Linked DNA regions of Homo sapiens: region 1 is linked to region 2. A link is a loop called in an ENCODE intact Hi-C map of the cell type or tissue named here. Cell type or tissue: ovary. All regions are shown on one strand. Each heading gives the region's core, and the rest is flanking DNA. Links, peaks and the distances in the headings are about the cores only. Region 1 overlaps EBF1 (EBF transcription factor 1). Region 2 overlaps EBF1 (EBF transcription factor 1).

Region 1 (2,811 bases), core at 238-2,737, 200 kb before region 2:
ACAATTACAGAGAACTAATGGTATTTATCCTACTGTCAACCCAATGGAGAAAGTAGGTTCAAATGTCTGATAAGATGTATGAGAGAGAGAAAGAATTGTTCTATGTTATTCCAAAGAGCAAGAATAACATCCATGTGGTAGAAGTTAACAAGGAAGATGATTTTAACTCTGGCTAATGAAGATACTTCTGGCTCAATAGTCCAGGAGTAGACTGACTGCCTTGAGGGCAGTGAGTTCATTATCAAAAGAAGAGCATAAACAGAATCTGAGGGACATTCTTGAGTAATATGTAAGGTTGCTTTGGATAATCTCTAAGGTTTTTTGTAGAGTAAAGATTCTAGGATTTGCTGTTCTCCAATTGACTAATGAAGAGATCTCTTAGGCTTTGGGATAAGAGAGACCACGTTTCAAGTCTAATTATTAATACTATCTGCGGGACCTTACTTATTTCCACTTTACTTTCCTCTTCTGTAGAATGGGTAGACTTATTTGGAATGCGGTAAGGATTACATTAACTGAGGCTTGTAAAGTACCTAGTGTAACGCCTGGTGCCCAATAAATGGCAGTTGCTGTTGCAGTTGATATTTTTATGATCATTGTTATTAGCATCAAAATTTGGGAATAGCTGTCTTAGTTCTCTGCTTCAGGGGATCCTCCCTGCTGAGGCAGTGACTAGGGAGCAAGTCAAGGAAGTAGTTAGGGGTCAGTGGGAAACAGGTGGTAGCTGCCTTGTTGAAAAAAACAGAGTTGTACAAATGCTATCAATTTCCGGGCCTCATGCCCATGTCGTTACCAAATCAGAACTGCCTAGAGAGAAAGAGCCCTCCTCCATCTCCGATGACAGTTCTTTTATCATTTTTCCCTCTTCTGAGCTACCTTTAGTGTTAATCAAAATTTGATTTCATTAGGAAGGAAAAAGTAGTAAAAAGTGATAGAGGAGTGGAGACACAGTATAATTTGTTTTGCACCCTCCACTCCCCTCTCCCACCGCCCAGGTCTCCAGGGAGATGGCCTTGAAGATACATTCACATATGCCTCTTGGATCCAGGCATCTTTGTAAAATATAACCCCAGAGGGAAAAACACAAGAACATCTTCTTAGATAAGAACGTGCCAATTCTTCTGGTTCAAAATGTCTTCACGTGAAAAATTTCCTGCAGCGGTAGGAGGAAGCTCACACACAGGACAAGCATGAGACACATCTGGAGGGAGCCCAAGCCGGGAACCCGAGGGCCTGACCATCTGCCAGAGGGCCAGATGCTGCTGCTGGAAGCCTCTTGCCTCCCAGCTTGTCATCTGGGTTCGATGATGCCATCCAAAAGAGGGCCACAGAGTGGGAGGGCGATGAGCAATCCATCTTCTCCCACCCACGGTTCTTAATTGTGTGATGTAGGGGGTGGTAGGAAGAGAAGAGGGTTAAAAAGTTTGCCCACAAAACCGCACCTTTCTCATGGAAATGGCCATCCTAAAACACATGGCTCTGACCACCCAGAACTTTTAGAATATTCCATTCAATATCTCTTCATTTTCCTTCGGTCTAAATAGAATGGATGAAGAGGCTTGGCTGTGTAGTTGTCAGTGGGAGCTGCCATCTTCTGTCAACTTGGGAGTGTATTAAGAGTTTCTAACCAATTGCATTGGTCGTTACATTATAGGATTTCCTATATTGCAAGTGTTCTTCCCGTTAACAGCTTTGGTGTCTGATTTTGGCCAAAGCAGATCATTGGGATTCAGAGGGACATCCTCTTCTTTTTCCATTGCAGAAACAATCAAGAGTCTGTGCACACGGCACTCATAAAAGGAAAATGATCAAAACCACACACACAAAAAGACTATTAAATTCCAGATGAGATTACTGCTTCCTGTGATTCCCACCATTCGGGAATGCCTTTCTGCTTCGTGATTGCCCACTGACAGACTTACACAAGCAAGATGTAAACATAGTAGGATTATCTCTTACACTATCACATATGTTTTATGCTAAATCATTAGACATCTAGGATGGTTTTAGCCATGGCCTGTTTTCAGTGCCAGTGGTGGTATATTTTTGTACTAGTGTACGTGCTTTAACTCACAAGTAATTGCAATATTTTCTAGGCATATGCAAGGCAGAAACTGTTTTATTTTAAAATGGCACCTGTTGGAATAGTTTAATATGTAATTTTCATTTTCACGTAATTATTCAGATACATTATTGAATAACTTACGCATCTTGTATTCAACAATATGGGGAACAGTATACTGTGTGTCTACAGTCTTGGGCTGCTGATAGTTCCTCTGCATTCATTAGAGGAATGACTGGGGCATCTTGGGCTGAAACCTTGTTATCGCTGCTCTTTGTAAGCAGGTTGTGTTGTCACTGTAGGGAGGGAGGGCTGTTTTAAGCTTCGTTCCCACATTTCTTTTTGCAGGGCTGGTAGGACCACCACCTCAGGCAGTCTTTCACTGCCCTGTAACGTGGATCCTTCCTAAATCTTCACTGTTGGATTGTGTGGCAACTTCTGCCTATTAGAGTTGCATCTGCAATAAAAAAGCGAGGTTCCTGAGAGACAAAAAAGATAATCCCCCGCTTAGTGCGTGGATGACAGCCACACTGAGTGCAGTACTACCAGTGGAAAGTCTGAGGTTTTGAAAATAGCAGAAGTGAAGGAAATGAAAATGTGATGTGAATTTATACCCAACAATTGTTTTCTATATTTCTCAGGCTAACAAATGTCCCAGTTAGAAAAACCTCTGGTACTGGGTAGTTTGGAAAAATAAAAGTTGCATTGCAAAAATAAAAAGAAAGATCCCATTCTAAGGTTAGAGCAAA
Region 2 (2,811 bases), core at 185-2,684:
ATTTTTTCCATGCACATATTCAGTCGGTGCAAGATTTACCCACTCACTTACCCCCCTGTTCCTGATTAGCTCATAATTCTTTTTTTTTTTTTTTTTTTTTTTTTTTTTTTTGAGAAGGAGTCTCCCTCTGTAGCCCAGGCTGGAGTGCAGTGGCGCGATCTCGGCTCACTGCAAGCTCTGCCTCCCAGGTTCATGCCATTCTCCTGCCTCAGCCTCCTGAGTGATTAGCTCATAATTCTTACACATGTGGTGGTTTGGGTACGACCACATTCCACCCTCTCACTCCAAACCCTCCCAGCTCTGCAGAACTTTGTTTTGTCTTTGTTTTTATCAAAAATATGGAAACGGTAATGAAAAATGCATTGCCTCTCAAAGCAATAGTTTTCTGAGCTTCTGTCAGAGAACATGATCATCCAGCTGCTGGGGAAAATGGCAGAGCCACCATGGTCTTGTGATGTCTTGGCACATGGTGCTGAGAGGGTGGTGTCCTCATGGGAATCTTTATGCACTCCACTTGGGCAAGTTAGCATGCCAATGGCATTGCTGGAACATTCCAAGCTCCAGACACCCATCCCTCTCACCCACATAATCTTCAGATTGCAGCACAGATATAAGAAAAACAACTCCTAAAACTCAAGATCTTCAGGCAGTTTTGCAGTGGAGTTTCTCTATTAAAAGGGCCTCTTTGGAGGTATCTAGGCTCAGAGGCCACAGGCAGGGATCTTTTCCCATAATTTACTCAACCGCAAGGGTTCTGCCCTTGGAGTTTAGGAAGTCATGATTGGGATTTAGAGAACAGTAATGCTTTGATATTACATGCAAAATTCTGGGTGTAGGCAACATGGGCCTTAGAATGTTCCAGAAATGCTGTGGCATGCTGTCTTGCCCAAGTAGGGTACATGAAGATTCCCCATGAGGATACTCAGCACTGTGTGCCAAGACATCACAACCTCTTTTGAAGAGAGGTTCCATAGCTCCCATTAGACTCTCAGAGAAGTCTGTCGGCTGATGAAGGCGAGGTAGGAAAGTAGGAGTGGGCCAAACCCACCCCCTAGACCCATATATTTGTTTTTAATTTCAATTTTGTGCTATCATGTATAAACTTGGCTATTTCTTTTTTTAAAAAAACAAAGTCTAAATCTCTAGCTTCTCTTGAAACATTTGAGAAGATCAGTGGCTGTGAGCAGGCATTCCTGCCCAGTGGCATTTGGTGGGAGCTGAGTCACTGCCCAGGCATGCCCTTGGCATCATCACCTCCATCCTCACTTACGCACCCAGGGGATTCACTCACTGCTGTTCGCAGCCTGGGCTCTTGGGATGCTGGAGTTTGCAGCCCCAATGGTCCAAAATAAAAAGCGCTGTTAACTATGAACTGGTACATCAGTTAGCTTTGCTTTAGAACTTTTAATGTGGCCCTAAGTGGAGGCTTAATCTAGTTGATCTAACACACTATTTGGGTACCAAAAGCCTGCTTAGATTTTTTTTTTTTTTTTAATTCTGGCCATTCAAATGGGATGTTTTCACAGACCAGCTAATAAATGTTGGCTGGACCCACCAACCAAATTAGCTTTTTCCTTTGCTTTGAATCATATTGATACTGCCTGAGTTGTGTGACTATACTATAGGGAACTGCTCTTTAATGCCAGGCACGCAGAATAGATTTTGGTGGAAAGCGAAAGTAGACTTGCACCTTTTGCCACAGGCTTAAAACTCCCGCTGTCTTTAATAAAGGTGCCTGGACCCACCTCCAGCCCAGATGAAAAGATCCTTGGGGAGGCAGAGCCATGCTGGGCTGTCACACAGCAAAGACTCCCCTGCGCCTCCTTGCCTTTGGAGTGATAGCATCTCGAATTCTCCAGTTAAGGCTTGGATTGAAATACTGAGCTCCTGGTTTCAGTCAAACCTAGGGCTCACTTGAATCTTAGGGGGACTGCATTTCCAACTGATCTCAAGTCTTTGGGGGTTTAAGTTGGTCTGCGTTTGGCAAAAGACAACTTCCTGTTTCTAAGAAAAAAAGGCTTATGAGGGCTTACAGAAAGGACTCCAGGAGCTTTTGGGCTGCAAAAAGGCTCTTGCAAAACAACATTTGGATGATTTACGTGTAAATGAATCAGAAACATGTGGATTGAATTTCCTTGTGAATACAGATGGGTTTAAAAATTAACGGAAAAAGTGTTTGGCAAAATACTTTTTGGGTTTCATTTTAATTGAATCTAAAATACCAGGGGTGGGGGTGGGGAAGCCGGAGGAACGTGGGGGTCTTGGGGCTAAGAGCCCAGGGTGGCCTCCCTGTGTCCACTTGCAGGATTTGTGGTACTGGGGTTCGCTTTTTTTTTTTTTTTTAAAGGCACATTCTTCCAGAATAGTAAACTAAGAGGGCCACTTCCTAGACACAGTCATCACTGACAAGAACACTAATTAATTTACGTTTAGATTTGCCATAAAAAGAAAGCAATGACTCTCTCTGCCTGACAAGACACTTAACCGTGATTGGGAGCCAAAGACGGCTGCCCCTTGCTTGTAATGTCAGCATCTCTCTCACTTTGACATGTTTCAAAGGTGCCACCCTGTTTTAATTTTCTTAGTTATCCTTTTATTCTTCCCAGCAATCACACAAAGTGTGCCACATGGGATGGTGCCTATTTGACATAAGAGCAAATACACCTCAGAAAAGTTAAGCAATTAACACAAGGTCACACAGCTAGTTTAGTAGCAGAAGTGATGGGTTAAAAATCCCAGCAGCTAACGTCTATCAGGTCCTCACTAGGAGCTGAACCCAGGCTAAGCACTTTGCATGTGTCATTTTATTCA

What was found. Hi-C counts contacts between places; a loop is a spot of excess contacts. Peaks named below come from ENCODE experiments on the same cell type or tissue, not always from the same donor. Only the 100,000 strongest peaks of a DNase experiment are listed, where the experiment ranks them.
Region 1: it touches region 2 in a loop (2.2-fold over the local background); 5 of 110 quality-filtered maps call a loop at or near these places.

The regions. Positions count from the first base shown.
Region 1 is chr5:158,898,465-158,901,275 of GRCh38, reverse strand. All of the region lies in intron 6 of EBF1 (EBF transcription factor 1), which reads left to right. Among named protein-coding and RNA genes, the nearest start is that of EBF1, 200 kb to the left of the region's middle. In ovary, for the core only: no CTCF peak of the experiment used is centred there; a DNase peak (open chromatin) is centred at 1,235.
Region 2 is chr5:158,700,044-158,702,854 of GRCh38, reverse strand. The region is part of intron 15 of EBF1 (EBF transcription factor 1); the gene reads left to right. Among named protein-coding and RNA genes, the nearest start is that of LINC02227, 290 kb to the right of the region's middle. In ovary, for the core only: no CTCF peak of the experiment used is centred there; a DNase peak (open chromatin) is centred at 1,216.